Linked DNA regions of Homo sapiens: region 1 is linked to region 2. A link is an interaction called in ENCODE POLR2A ChIA-PET data of the cell type or tissue named here. Cell type or tissue: GM12878. All regions are shown on one strand. Each heading gives the region's core, and the rest is flanking DNA. Links, peaks and the distances in the headings are about the cores only.

What was found. ChIA-PET counts read pairs that join two places held together with the same protein. Peaks named below come from ENCODE experiments on the same cell type or tissue, not always from the same donor. Only the 100,000 strongest peaks of a DNase experiment are listed, where the experiment ranks them.
Region 1: POLR2A ChIA-PET joins it to region 2 with 8 read pairs; 3 of 35 experiments call an interaction of 5 or more read pairs at or near these places.

What each region holds. Positions count from the first base shown.
Region 1 is chr3:15,591,331-15,599,293 of GRCh38, forward strand. It overlaps HACL1 (2-hydroxyacyl-CoA lyase 1), which reads right to left. Exons shown (of 17, transcript NM_012260.4): 3 at 5,054-5,094; 4 at 270-350. Among named protein-coding and RNA genes, the nearest start is that of HACL1, 6.3 kb to the right of the region's middle. In GM12878, for the core only: no CTCF peak of the experiment used is centred there; no DNase peak of the experiment used is centred there.
Region 2 is chr3:15,772,061-15,780,023 of GRCh38, forward strand. All of the region lies in intron 2 of ANKRD28 (ankyrin repeat domain 28), which reads right to left. Among named protein-coding and RNA genes, the nearest start is that of ANKRD28, 22 kb to the right of the region's middle. In GM12878, for the core only: a CTCF peak has its summit at 3,337; a DNase peak (open chromatin) is centred at 3,321; H3K27ac peaks cover 1,251 bases.

The DNA of each region.
Region 1 (7,963 bases), core at 992-5,991, 180 kb before region 2:
AATATTATTAACTATGGCTTTCATGTTGTACATTAGATCTCCAGGCTTTATCGTACTTGACTGAAACTTTGTACCCTTTGACCTATCTCCCTATTCCCCCTCCTCCTCCTCATTCCCTCCCCGGTAACTAACTCTACTTTCAGTTTCTAAGAATTGAAGGGGTTTTTTTTTTCCAAGTCTTTCTACCCTAGATCAGCATTAGCTCTACTCAGTAAAATCCTGCAGTGACCTTTTTAAGAAAATGTTTTCAGTAATAATAATGTCATTACCAGCAGTTCATGTTTGCATTTGCCATACCGCCCAAGGCATGGATGAGACCTGGGCCAGAAACAACAAGGCAGACTCCTGGCCTAAAAGCAAAACAGAATTTATTAAAATCAGGTCAAATGTAACAACTGATTCATAACACTTTAGTGTGAAACATGGCAATCTTGGACTTCAAAGGAAGGACATACAAGTCTTTACTATAACTGATAAAACAATTATTAGAATATTTTTAATTAAAAAACAAGGCGATATATATATATCGCGATATATATACATACACACATATACGTATATAGTGTATACACTATATATGTATATAGTGTATATATACGTATATACGTGTATATATACACACACTATATACATAGTGTATATATATACACACTATATACCTATAGTATATACTATATACGTATATATACACACACTACATACGTATATATACACACACTATATACGTATATATACGTATATACGTATACGTATATATACACACACTATATACGTATATATACACACTATATACGTATACATACGTGTATATATGTATACATACGTATATACGTATACATGCATGTATATATGTATACATACGTATATATGTATACATGCGTGTATATATGTATACATACGTATATACGTATACATACGTGTATATATGGATCCATATATACGTATACATACGTGTATATGTATACATACGTATATATATGTATACATATATGTATATATACTCTGGGCACCAGAGTATACTCTATATATATGTATACATACAGACACACGTATACACACACGTGTATACATGTAGACACACGTATACACACACGTATGCATGTAGACACACGTATACATACACACACGTATACATACACACACGTATACATACACTTGTATACATATACACTTGTATATACACTTGTATACATATACACATGTATACACATGTACGCACATGTGTGCGTGTATACACATGTACGCACATGTGTGCGTGTATACACATGTACGCACATGTGTGCGTGTATACACATGTACGCACATGTGTGCGTGTATACACATGTACGCACATGTGTGCGTGTATACACATGTACGCACATGTGTGCGTGTATACACATGTACGCACATGTGTGCGTGTATACACATGTACGCACATGTGTGCGTGTATACACATGTACGCACATGTGTGCGTGTATACACATGTACGCACATGTGTGCGTGTATACACATGTACGCACATGTGTGCGTGTATACACATGTACGCACATGTGTGCGTGTATACACATGTACGCACATGTGTGCGTGTATACACATGTACGCACATGTGTGCGTGTATACACATGTACGCACATGTGTGCGTGTATACACATGTACGCACATGTGTGCGTGTATACACATGTACGCACATGTGTGCGTGTATACACATGTACGCATATGTACATATATACTCTGGGCAAGAGTGAGATGCTATCTCAAAAAAAGTGTATATATACACACACATATACATATATGTGTGTGTATATATACACACACATACGTATATATGTATATATACACACATACACACATACGTATATATGTGTGTATATATACACACATATATATGTGCGTGTGTGTATATATATACACACTTTTTTTTTGAGATAGCATCTCACTCTGTTGCTCAGGCTGGAGTGCAGTGGCATGATCAGGGCTCACTGCAGCCTCAACCTCCTAAGCTCAGGTGATCTTCCCACCACAGCCTCCCAAGTAACCGGGACTACAGGCAGATGCCACCACACCCGGCTAATTTTTTGTATTTTTTTTTGGTAGAGATGGGGTTTCACCATGTTGCCCAGGCTGGTCTTGAACTCCTGGGCTCAAGCAATCTGCCTGCCTTGGCCTCCCAAAGTGCTGGGATTACAGGCATAAGCCAGCATGCCTGGCCCAAAAAAAGAAAGATATCGGATTTCTTGTGAGAAATAAGGTACCTATCATTTTCACACCTTATGTCTCTAACCACTTATTTTGATCTGGACTACATCTGGACTAAATCAAGTTAATGGTATACAGAAGCAAATTTTTGACTGCTGAGTTCATTTTTGTATGAAAAAAGGTTTTTTTTTCATTTCTTAACAAATAAATATAACGTCGACTGATCTTTGATAGGAAAGTAATTCTGAATGCAGTGCTCTGCCCAAAATGTTTTGTGTTTTTTTTTTTGTCTTTTTTTTTTTTTTTTTTGAGACGAAGTCTCGTTCTTGTTCCCCAGGCTGCAGTGCAATGGTGTGATCTCGGCTCACTGCAACCTCCGCCTCCCGGATTCAAGTGATTCTCCTGCCTCAGCCTCCCAAGTAGCTGGGATTACAGGCATGTGCCACCACACCCGGCTAATTTTTGTATTTTTAGTAGAGACGGGGTTTCACCATGTTTGGCCAGGCTTGTCTCCAACTCCTGGCCTCAGGTGATCCACCCGCCTCGGCCTCCCAAAGTGCTGGGATTACAGGCATGAGCCACCGCGCCTGGTCCCCAAAATCTTTTAAAACTGAATTTGAGGCTGAGCACGGTGGCTGACGTCTGTAATCCCAGCATCTTGAGAGGCTGAGGCAGATGGATCACTTGAGTCTAGGAGTTCAAGACCAGCCTGGGCAACATGATGAAACCCTGTCTCTAAAAAATATAAAAACTAGCTGAGTATGGTGGTGCACACCTGTAGTGCCAGCTACTTGGGAGGCTGAGGCAGGAGAATCGCTGGAACCTGGGAGGTGGAGTTTGCAGTGAGCCGAGATGGTGCCACTGCACTCCAGCATGGAGACGACAGAGTGAGACTCCAAATAAATAAATATTGAACTTGAATGTTTTACCCTTCAGTGTGACTTTCTAAGCTTAAACCACTCGGGAAAAAGGTATCTCAATATAATTCAGTTCACCATTTTACACTTATAAAATAATTTCTTAAAAATTTCTGTTTAAGACAGACTTGAAAATAAGTAATTACCACCAAGTAAACTAAACTTCTAGAACAGTACTATCCAACAGAACTTTGTATAGTAATAGAAATGTTCTGCATTTGCAGTATGATACGGTAGCCACTACTGACATGGTTACTGAGCACTTGAAATGTGGCTACTACAAACTGATAAACTATGATTTAAATGTTATTTAATTTTAATTAATTTAAATGTAAACAAGTCATACGGCTCGTGGCTACTATACTTGCCAGTGCAGCTCCAGAAGTTCATTCAAACAGCAAAAATGTTTTAAATATGAACTTTTCGGCCGGGCATGGTGGCTCACGCCTGTAATCCCAGCCCTTTGGGAGGCCAAGGCCAGCAGATCATGAGGTCAAGAGACAGAGACCATCCTGGCCAACATAGTGAAACCCCATCTCTACTAAAATACAAAAATTAGCTGGGTGTGGTGGTGCATGCCTGTAATCCCAGCTACTGGGGAAGCTGAGGCATGAGGATCGCTTGAACCCAGGAGGCAGAGGTTCCACTGAGCCGAGATTGCACCACTGCACTGTCCAGCCCAGATAACAGTGCAAGACTCCATCTCAAAAAAAAAAAAGTATGAACTTTTAACCATTCTCTTAATCATTGTTCTAGCATTTTTTACATTAAGGCATTAATTAATAACTATAATTTAAATGCTTTCCAAGCTAAATGAAAAGATTAAAATATTTGTCATATGTAAATAAAGCGGCAGAAAACAGTGACAATAGTGTTACTTGATGGCCTATTTTTTTCAGGTTCAAATTCACAAGTTCCTTATCACAGAAAAAAAACTATTCTGGTGAGGTCTAGACTTTGAGAATCTTATTAGTTTGCATTTCTTAGCAACTGAATTACTAGTTTCATTTTTGGAAATAAAAAAATGTATTAAAACTAACATATGTGAAAAAAGTATGATACACATTCCTGTGAGAGTCCAAATTCTGCTTAAAAAATACATAGATAAGGGAAAAAACTGGAAGAAAATGACCAATTCTTAACAGTTCTGAGATCATAGGTGATTTTCTTCATCTTTTTTCCTTTTTTTTTTTTTTTTTTTTTTTGAGACGGAGTCTCACTCTATCACCCAGGCTGGAGTGCAGTGGCGCAATCTCAGCTCACTGCAACCTCCGCCTCCTGGGTTCAAGCCGATTCTCCTGCCTCAGCCTCCCGAGTAGCTGGGATTACAGACGCATGCCACCACACCAGGGTGATTTTTGTATTTTTAGTAGAGATGGTGTTTCACCATGTTGGCCAAGCTGGTCTCAAACTCCTGACCTCAGGTGATCCACCTGCCTCAGCCTCCCAAAGTGCTGGGATTACAGGCGTGACCCACCGTGCCTAGTCGATTTTCATTTTCTTCTTTGTGCTTTCTATATTTTCCAAGTTTTCCAAAATGGACATTTTAAAAATGTATTAATTTTTAATAATAAAAAGGGGGTGGTAGTTAGGTAACATGGATACACACTAAAAAATCAGAACGTGTGGAACAGCTCTCAACAGTCACATTTTGAACCAAGCATTTTTGTATTAAGTGTGCTGGGGTAGTTGTGAGATCCAAGACAAGGTATCATACATCAACTCACTATCTGATCACCAGTGATTCACTCTACAAAATGGCAATGTGTTCCACTCTGAAACACTTCTGGTATCATTATTCTTTTGATGTGGTCCTCAGAGAGTTTTAAATGTTTTTTATCCTTTGTTATTTAATATATTTTTCTATAATCTTTCCAAATGAACTCATCCTTCAGCTGAAAGACGTAATAGTTCTACCCCAAAATATTAAAGTAATTGAAGTGAAACAAATTTTAGTTTACCTGCTTGTCAGATATCCAATCGCGGAGGCAGCATAACAAGCCTACGAGAAAACAACACTGGGACTTGAGCATATTGGGATCCTTATAGTACATTTATGACAGCAACTTACTATTAAATAATAGACAAGAACATAGTGGTAAAGGCAGAATTAAAATATTTCCAACCTTAGTAATAAATGTTCTACACATAAATTTCAAATAATGGTTATCTAAATTTTAGTTTTTCAGGAAATTTGTTCATATGTATGTTATTCAAAACATCCTCTTACAATTGCTTAAATATCTGCAGGATCAATAGGAATGTCCTCTTTTATTAACAATATTGGTAATTTGTTTTCTTTCTTTTATTCTTCATCAGTCTCATGAGGGGTTTATCAAATTTATCCATCTTTTCAAAGAACAAATTTTTTTAGTTCTTCGAAAATTTTTGTTGGTTTTTCTCTATTGTTTGTTTTCTATTTCATTGATTTCTGTTCTTGTATTTATTATTTCAGTCATTTTGAATTTGATTTGCTTTTCTTTTTCTAGCTTCTTAAAATACAAATTTAGAACACTGGTTTTTAATTTTCTTTACTAATAATTTGTTTAAAATGATTCCAAGAACTGCTTTAGTTATAGGTTACAAGTTTGAGTTGCATCTTTTCATTATCATTCTATTCAAAATATTTTCTACTTTCCATTGTGATTTCTTCTTCAACCCATTGGTTAATTAGGATCTGTAGTGATACCTCCTTTTTCATTCCTGACATTGGTAATCTGTTTTCTCTTTTATTCTCAATCAGTCTATCTTGAAGTTTATTCATTTTGTTAATCTTTTCAAATATTTACAAAATACCAAAAAGTATGTTGCTTAATTTCCAAAGGTCTGAGATTCTTTTTAGTGATCTCTTATTGAGTTCCACTTTACTTCCACATGGTCAGGTGACATATACTGCACGCTTTCAATCCTTGGCGATTTATTGAGATTTCCTTTATGGCCTGCATATGGATAGTTTTTACCTTGTAACTCTACTTCAGCTCATAATCAGGAAGAGAGGGGGCACTAAATTAAATGCACACAAGATAACCTGGGAAAATGCTGAGTGCTCTCTCAAATTCTTCTTAGTCTGGGACATCATTTTTTTCCCAGTATTATTTCTTCTCATTTCTTTAGAAATAATAATGAATTGCGTATTTCCTAGCCTTCATTCAGCTTTAAATGAAGTAGTATACTGTCTTAAAGAACTCCACATTAACGACATAAATGTGGAAAAAAAAAAAAAGGAAATGTTTATGGATCATAATCTTAACTGGCTCTACTATCATACACCCACTGAGAACCTGCACAAAGACTCTGCTCTTTTCCTGTGTCGCTATTCTCTACTGGCCCCATCTCTCTTTCCTTTTGCACATAAGGCCAAATTCACATTAGGAGAATAAGACAACTCCTAAGAAATGCAGGCATGTAAATACCTGCTGCAATAAGAACACTTTATTTAGACACCCAAAAGAATTGCCCACTTATGATAGCTAGGTAAGAAATGTTGCTAGGCAATGCAAAATATACAACAACACGTAACAAAAAGTATATTCCTCTGGTAGGAAATGTCAAAAGTTGAGAGGTAACTGTTTTGTTTTGTTTTATTTTGTTTTGTTTTGTTTTTTTTTTTTGAGACAGAGTTTCGGAGTTTCGCTCTTGTTGCCCAGGCTGGAGTGCAATGATGCAATATTGGCTCACGGCAACCTCCACCTCCCAGGTTCAAGCAATTCTCCTGCCTCAGCTTCCCGAGCAGCTGGCATTACAAACATGCACCACCACGCCTGGCTAATTTTATATTTTTAGAAACGGGGTTTCTCCATGTTGGTCAGGCTGGTCTCAAACTCCTGACCTCAGGTGATCTGCCTGCCTCAGCCTCCCAAAGTGCTGGGATTACAGGCGTGAGCCACCGCGCCTGGCCATAACTGGTTTTATGACCATAAAAGATCTGTTCCTCTACTAAACTACCTCCATTCACAGGCAGAACAGTGTACATGGTACTTAGAGAGTGGACTCTCGAGCCAATCTGTTTTGATTTAAATCCCAGCTTCCCCACTTTCTACTGTGTAATTTTGGCAAGTTGCTCTAAATCTCTGTTTCTTCATCTATAAAATGAAAATAATTCAAAGCACTGCTGTGAGGATGAAATCAGTTCGTATGTGTAAAACACTCAAAATAGTGCCCACACACAGTAAGCTCTCAAGAACAATGAACTTGCTGACAATCTGCCTACTTGCTGGCCAATTGGTCAGTATGTCTTGATTACTCTATGGATCTAATCAAAGACAATGAAGTCACACCCAACTACATCTTTCTCTTTATCACAAACATGTCCTGAATGCCTTAGCCTGTTTTCATGTTCCCTCTGAATCATTCTGTCACTACCCTTAGTTCAGGTACCATTTAAGTCTTCCTTTGACTACCATAGAGTCAGGATGCTTGAGGGACATATGCACTGGGATGTTCCACCAACATCTCAAATGCATGTGTTCAAAATTGAACATCACCTTTCTCCTCCAAGCTGGCTCTTCCCTCTATATTCCCAGTCTCAGTCACAGACAATATGATCTACACAATCAATCAAGTAAGCCCAAAATCTAGGAATCATCTCCAGAGGAGCCTGCCTCCTCTTTCCTAACTGGTTAATGCCTGCTTATCCTTCAGGACAGCTCAGACATCATCTCCTGTGGGAAGCTGAGCCTGGGTACTCCTTCTCTGGGCTTTATAGCACCCTGGATATCTCTCTATCACAGCACTTACCACCTTATAATACAATTGTCTGTGTCTGTCTCCACAGCTTGGCTGTAAGCCCCTTAAAGCCAGGAACTATCATTCATCTCTGTATCCAGCACCCAACACAGCACATGGGACCTAAAGAACCCTCAACTAAGCTT
Region 2 (7,963 bases), core at 1,208-6,207:
TTTGGGGGATAAAGTTAAAGCAATAGAGAGCAATTTATATATTAAATGTTTGTATCAGAAAAGAAGGTCTTAAATCAATAATTTAAGCTTTCACTTAAACTAGAAAAAAGGGCAAAATAACCAGCAAAAAAAGCAGAAGGATGAAAATGATAAAGATGAAAACAAAACAAAAACAGAGTATCAGTGAACTCAAAAGCTGATTCTTTGAAAAGATCAATATAATTAGTAATCTTCAAGTCAGAATGATCAAAGGAAAAAATAGTCTGTATCATAACTAAGAGGGGATTATCAATAAAATCCCCAAAACATAAAAAGATGAAGCCAACATTATCATCCTGATACCAAAACCAGACAATTACAAAAAACAAAAAAACCCAGAGATGAATATCCCCCATCAACAGAGACATAAATATCTTCAACTAAATATCAGCAAATTGAATTCAGCAATATTTGAAAAGGGTACTACATCACGACCAACTGGAGTTTATTCTGGGATCACAAGTATCATTCAACTAAAACCAACTGGTGTAATTCAACATATTAGCAGACTAATAAAAAGAAAGGTCATATAATCATCGCATTTAACAAAATCCAACATGTACTCATGATTTTTAAAAAAATTATTTATTTATTCATTTATTTTTGAGGCAGAGTCTCCCTCTGTTGCCCAGGCTAGCGTGCAGTGGCGCGATCTCGGCTCACTGCAACCTCCACCTCCCGGGTTCAAGCGATTCTCCTGCCTCAGCCTCCTGAGTAGCTGAGATTACAGGCACATACAACCACGCCCAGCTAGCTCATAATTTTTAAAACTCTCAGCAAACTTAGAGGGGAACTTTCTTAATCCGATAAAGGGTACAACAAAAATCTACAGCTGACAGGTAATTTAATGGTGAAAGAGTGAATGTTTTTTTCTGAGATAGGAATGAGGCAAAAATGTCTACTCTCACCACTCCTACCCAAGTACTTGTCAGTAAAATAAGGAAAAGCAAAAAATCTTATCAATTGAGAGGGAAGAAAGAAAAGTATCTCTAGTCATAGATGGCATATTATTTATAAAGAAAATCCCAAGGAATCTAAAAAAAAAAAAAATTCCTAGACTAAGTTTAGAAAAGTTGTTGAATGCAAGGTCAATATACAAAACCAACTATATTTCTTACTAGCAATTAATAAGTGAAAGTTATACTAAAAAAAAGGTATCATTTAGAATAGCATCAAAAGGTAAAAAGAGAAAGAAGGAAAATAAATGCTTAAGCATAAATCTAATAAAAATTTGCAAGATTTGGGCCAGATGCAGTGGCTCACTCCTGTAAACCCAGTACTATGGGAGGCTAAGGTGGGCGGATCACCTGAGGTCAAGAATTCAAGACCAGCCTGGCCAACATGGCAAAACCCTGCCTCTACTAAAAATACAAAAATTAGCTGGGTGTGGTGGTGTGCGCCTGTAATCCCAGTTACTTGAGAAGCTGAGGCAGGAGAATTGCTTGAACCCAGGACATGGAGGTTGCAGTGAGCCAAGACTGCACTCCTGCCTGGGCAACAGAGTAAGACTCCATGTCAAAAAAGAAAAAAAAAATTTCAAGATTTGTATGCTGAAAACTATGAAACACGCAAGAAAAAAATCAAAGAACACCTAAGTAAATGATGAGAGACCATGTTCATGAATTGGAAGACTCACTATTGCTAAAATGCCAGTTTTCCTCAATTTGATCTATAGATTCAATGCAATCACAATAAAAATCCTCACAGGATTTCTTGTAGATATTAAAAAGCTAAAATTTACGTAGAAAGACAAACTAAAAAGGCAGAAACAATTTAGGAGGAACAGCAAAGTTGGGGGCCTCACGCTGTTTGACTGCAATAATTACTATAAAAGTGAAGTAATCAAGGGAGGGTGGTATGAGAAAAAAGGCAGACATGACCAGAGCAGAGTCTAGAAATAAACCCACACAAATATGATTGATTTTTGACTAAAGTACAAAGGCAAGTCAATGTAGAAATAATCTTTTCAACAAATAGTCCTGGATAATCACATGCCACAAAATTAACCTCCATCTATACCTAACACCTAATATGAATATTAACTTAAAAGGAATCATAGACCTATTTCCCAAATCTAAAATTATTAAACTTAGAAAATTGTGGGTTGTGTAAAGAGCTCTTAGATGCAATACCAAAAGCAAAATCCATGAAGTTAATGAATTAAACTTCATCAAAATGAGACTTTTGTACTGAGAAAGACATAGTTAAGAGGATAAAAAGACAAAGCATGCACTGGGAAAAAATACTTGCAAATCACAGATCTGACAGAGAACTTGAATTCGGAATATATAAAGAACTCTCAAAACTCAAAAATAAGAAAACCACCCAACAAAATATGGGCATTTAAATTATGCTGGGACAATGTGGTACCTATTTGGAAAAGAATGAAAACAAAAACCAAACCCAAACACTACCTCACATTATATGTATAATTTAACTGCAAATATATTATAAAACTAAATGTAAGCAGCAAAATGTTAAAAGCACTCATATATGAATATGGAATATTATCTTTACAACTCAAGTTAGGGAAAGACTTCTGAAACAAGATATCAAAAGCATTAACTATTTTTAAAAAACTGAAAAACAAGGCATAAAAAATTAAGACCTCATGTTTAATTATACCATAAAGAATTCTGAAAAGACAAGTTTGAATGGGAGAAGATATCTGCAACACACGCAAGTCAAAAAGGGCTCATATCCAGAATATAAAAAGACCCGCTGCAAATTAATAAGAGACAACTCAAAAGAAAAGTAGGCAGGAGATTTATTTATGTATGTATGTATTTATTTTTCAGACAGAGTCTCACTCTGTTGCCCAGGCTGGAGTGCAGCAGCACAATCTCGGCTCACTGCAACCTCTGCCTCCAGGATTCAAGCGATTCTCCTGCCTCAGCCTCCCCAGTAGCTGGGACTACAGGTGCCCACCACCACGCCTGGCTAACTTTTGTATCTTTAGTAGAGATGGAGTTTCACCATGTTGGCCAGGCTGGTCTTGAACTCCTGACCTCAAATGATCCACCCACCTTGGCCTCCCAAAGTGGTGGGATTACAGGCGTGAGCCACTGTGCCCGGCCCAGGAGATTTAACAGGTACTTCATAAAAGAGGCTGGCTATATGCATGCTTAATTAACATATAAAATGTGCCTGAAACTGTCATAAAAAAGCAAGCTAAAATAACAACATACAACTATGTAGGAGGAAAAATCAGTTTTTCCCCTTCTACTCACACACCACTCAATACAAAACTGATACTTGATGTGTGGAGGTTGTTTCCTCATAAAGCAATTCCCCGGAGGACACCAGCTGGGTGTACTCTAATTCCATTTAATCCTGACACTATCTACCTGAAGATAGCATCAGATCTCAAAGTGAGTGCTCAGTCCCAAAAGACTGCCCCTTACTTCAGATGCCAGTCCCTACTAGTAGGTTTTCACCTATACTTCTCACCAACTGGCTATAAATTGAGGTTCCCACTACCTCTTTCTCAGGTTTGATTAGTTTGCTAGAGGAGCTCAAATAATTCTGGGAACACTTTATTTATATTTACTGATGTATTAATAACACAAAAAAGGGTACAGATGAACAGCCAGATGAAAGAGACGTATAAGGCACACAGCTTCCACGGAAGGGCGTGCAACTTCCATTCCCTCTCTGGGTGCACCACCCTCCAGGAACTGCCACATGTTCAGCTACTGGAAAATCCCTGAACCCAGTCCTTTTGGGCTTTTATAGAGGATTCATTACATAAGCATGACTGATTAAATAACTGGCTACTGGTGACCAACTCAACATTCAGTCCCTCTTCTTTCTCCAGAGACTGGGGGGTGGGGGGCTTGAAAAGTTCAAGCCCTCTAATCATGCTTTGGTCTTTCAGGTGACAAGCCCTCATCTTTAAGCTATCTGAGGGGCCTCAAATAGCTCAGATAGCACCTCATAAGCATAAAAAAGACACTTATCACCCCAGAAATTACAAGGGTTTTTTAGAAGCTGTATGCTAGGAAACTGGACTATGTCCAAATAAACACTTTACCATATCGTACACTACATACTTCAAAAACCAAGAATGTGGTCCAAAGATGTGGATGAATAAGAATTCTCACACAGTGCTCATGGAAGTTTAAGTTATTTAATAATATGACATTATCAAGTAAAGCTGAATATATGTATAGCCAAGTATTTATACTATAGAAATGCACGCTTATGTGCATCAGAAGACAAGTTTACAAATAGCTGCATCATTCAAAATAGAAAAAAAATGTGAAACAACCCAATTATCCATCAATAGCAGAATGGATAAACTGTGTTGGATGCATTCAGTGGAATCAGGTCAATTTTTAAAACAAAATAGCATTGCACAAAAGAACCCAGACTCGAAGAAAATATACTGTATGATCCATTTGATTCAAAATATGCAAAACTAAATTATATTGCTTGGGGAAGAATAAGTAGGTGGCAAAATTATAAAGAAAACCAGAAGAGACTATTATAAAAATTTACGGGTAACACTGAGGGGTGGGGTGGAAAGTTTTGATCATAAAGTGGTCACCAACAAGGGCACTTCTGAGGTGCTAATGATGTTCTGTTTTCTGATCTGGGTCGTGGTGACATTCACATATTCATTAAATTGTACATTTGTTTTACATAAGTTTATTATATTTCCTAATTTTAAAAAAGTTAAAAGGAGGAGGAAAAAGTTGGTTATGAAAGTGTAACCATTCTTCCAAAATATCAATTAAAACACATCTGAATTAAGAGGTAAAATATATCAAAGAATTGACAGAAAACAAAAGCTCTGAAATGATATTTCCAGCCTAAGAACAGTCGTTGCTTTTGTTGGTTTAGGAAGTTTTGTTCTCCTGAACTAATGTTCAAAATGAAAAAAAGTCACCTGGGCCAGGAGCAGAGGCTCACACCTGTAATCCCAGCACTTTGGGAGGCCGAGGTGGGTGGATCACAAGGTCAGGAGATCGAGACCATCCTGGTTAACGTGGTGAAACCCCATCTCTACAAAAATACAAAAAATTAGCTGGGCTTAGCAGTGGGCATCTGTAGCCCCAGCTACTCGGGAGATTGAGGCAGGAGAATGGCATGAACCTGGGAGGTAGAGCTTGCAGTGAGCTGAGATTGCGCCACTGTACCAGCCTAGGTGACAGAGCGAGACTCCGTCTCAAAAAAAAAAAAAAAAAGAAAAAAAAGAAAAAAGTCACCTGAAAACTGAAAAAACTACTTATCCTTTATCTACCCATGCCCCCTCCCCAAAGCATCAATTTGGTTCTACACGGAATCAGGAATAAAAGTAGAAATTTTATTACCAGAGATCTGTGCAACGCAATCTTAGGGTGTGGGGGAAGTAATCTAGTTTCTGTGTAAATAAAACCCCAAACCCTCACTGTACATATTTATCTTCCAAACCAATGATGAAACCTTGACCTACAGTATTTGTAACTGTTATTTATTTCTCATATACAAAGACACATGTGTTCTAAATGATGAGTTTATTATCTTTTGAACTAGTCAAGTGTCAGCTGCCCAAGTACAATTAAGCTAAACAGGCTTCTTTTCAATAAACTTGAAACAGAAAGGGCGAAACAAAACACATGTGTACCCGAAATATGGAGAATGGTAGTATTCTCTTATGAAATAGTAAGTTTGTTATCATTTGCAGTTTTCTGTTTATGGTCTGTCAGAGCAGTGACTTCAGAGGGGCAACCTGGACAGTTGACTGCTCCCATCACCAAAACCAAACTACACACACACACACACACACACACACACACACACACACACACACACACACACACCCTCTCCGCCCTAGCCCCGTCAATACCCACACATAATATAACCAAATACCTTTAGATCATAAACTTGCTGAAGTCAGGGGCTATGTTTTCTTTATATTCATTCGCTTCTAACACTTAGTAATTTGTTATGCAGCAATAAAAAATGCGTATCATACATAAGTATCTTTTTTCTGGAGCTCCTTTCGTGGTCTCCCAGCTGGTATTACATCAGCCTAATAGGTGTCCATAGCACTCTGAACGTCTCCCTTGTAACAATCATCATATTAATTGACTTGTTTCATGTTCAATGGCTCTAACTCTGGAGATAGGAATCTTGTTTATTCCCTGTTTTTATACCCAGAGTATGATAAATAGTAGCTATTTTAAAAAAGTGCAACAGCTTAAAACAAATAATCTTTTAGTTCACAGTTTTAAGGGCAGTAATTCAGGCATGGTGTGACTGGGTTCTCTGCTGAGGGTTACACAAAGTTGAAATCAAGGTGTTGATGGGCTGTGTTCTCACCTAGAGACCTGACTAAAGGAAAAAAAATCTGTTTTTTGGCTCATTCAGGAAATGGTCAGTTCTTTGTCCTTCTAAGACCTCCATTTTCCTTTCCCAGTTGTCAGCCAGAGGTCACCCTCCACTAGCAGAGAATGCCTGAGTTCTTACCATATGGCTCCCTCCATCTTCAAAGCCAGCAAGAGAGAATATCCTTCACATCAAATCCCTCTCATACGTCTAATCTCCTACTCTCTTTGTTCCTAACTCTAGACCCAGATTTAGAGTTCATGTGATTAGGGCACACCCATCTAGATAATCTCACTTACCTAGAGTCAGCTTTGTGCTCTGCCAGATGACATAAACTAATCAGGAATGAGACCTGATATGGTTTGGCTCTGTATCCCTACCCAAATTTAATCTTAAATTGTAATAATCCCTACGTGTCAAGGATGGGACTAGGTGGAGGTAAATGAATCATGGGGGGCAGTTCCCCCATGCTATTCTCATGATAATAAGTGAGTCTCAGGAGATCTGATGGTTGTATAAGTATGTAGCATTTGCCCTGCTGGCAGTCATTCTCTCTCCTGTCACCCTGTGAAGAGGTGCCTTCTGCCATGATTGTAAGTTTCCTGAGGCCCCCACAGCCATGCAGAACTGTGAGTCAATTAAACCTCTTTTTTAATAAATTACCCAGTCTCAGGTAGTTCTTCATAGCAGAGGGAGAACAAACTCATACAATACCCTATCATGCTTACAATACCAGAAATAATACAGGGGACCATCTTAAAAGTCTGCCTACCATAAACTGCAGCCTGAAAGCTTAAGACGAGGCAAAGGAAGAGGGTGAGAATGCAGGTACAACTGATAATCTGATATAAGGAAATAACATTAAAAAGCAGGGAGAAGAAATTATGCATGATTGGACTTGCCTTCACAGGAACCAGCATAGTAACTGGCACATATTACTAGACAAGTGAATAAACCAACATACCAAATATTATCAAATTAAACAAGCAAGTATTTACTAAAGAGCTTATATGCTTATAGCTACAAGAGAAAAGAAATTACTTATAATGCTAAGCCACTAGGTAGAATTGAGAGGTGACATACCAGGGCAGACAATATGGACAAAAAACTAAATTTGACATAAAGAAAACTGCGTTAAGATATCTTTGAGATCTTGGAAAGTGACCAAATGGAAGCAACCAAATCAAATAATTCCAAGGGCCTTAGTTTTGCCTCATCTGTAACGGAGTTGATTTAACTACTTAATCTTTAAGATCCCTTTCCAGTGCTGACTATCCTACAATATGGAAGGCATGGTTCTTGCCCCAGGACAAATTCCCTGTAGGTATTTTAGAATCTAGTTATTAATTCATGTTGTAATCTAGACACTGCTCTATAATAATATATAAAAATACAGACAGCATCCTATTCTAAGTACTGAATTTATTCCATTCTACAAATTTAGCAGTAATCAGATATTTCTAAGGCTTACTTGCTTTTTGTAGAATAATAAAACACTAAAATTACACATCAATAACAGGTCCTGTAAAGGCCAAAAATGGCAGGCCCACAGCTAACATCACACTTAACGTACAAAGTTGAAAGCTTTCTTCTAAGACGAGGGACAAGAATG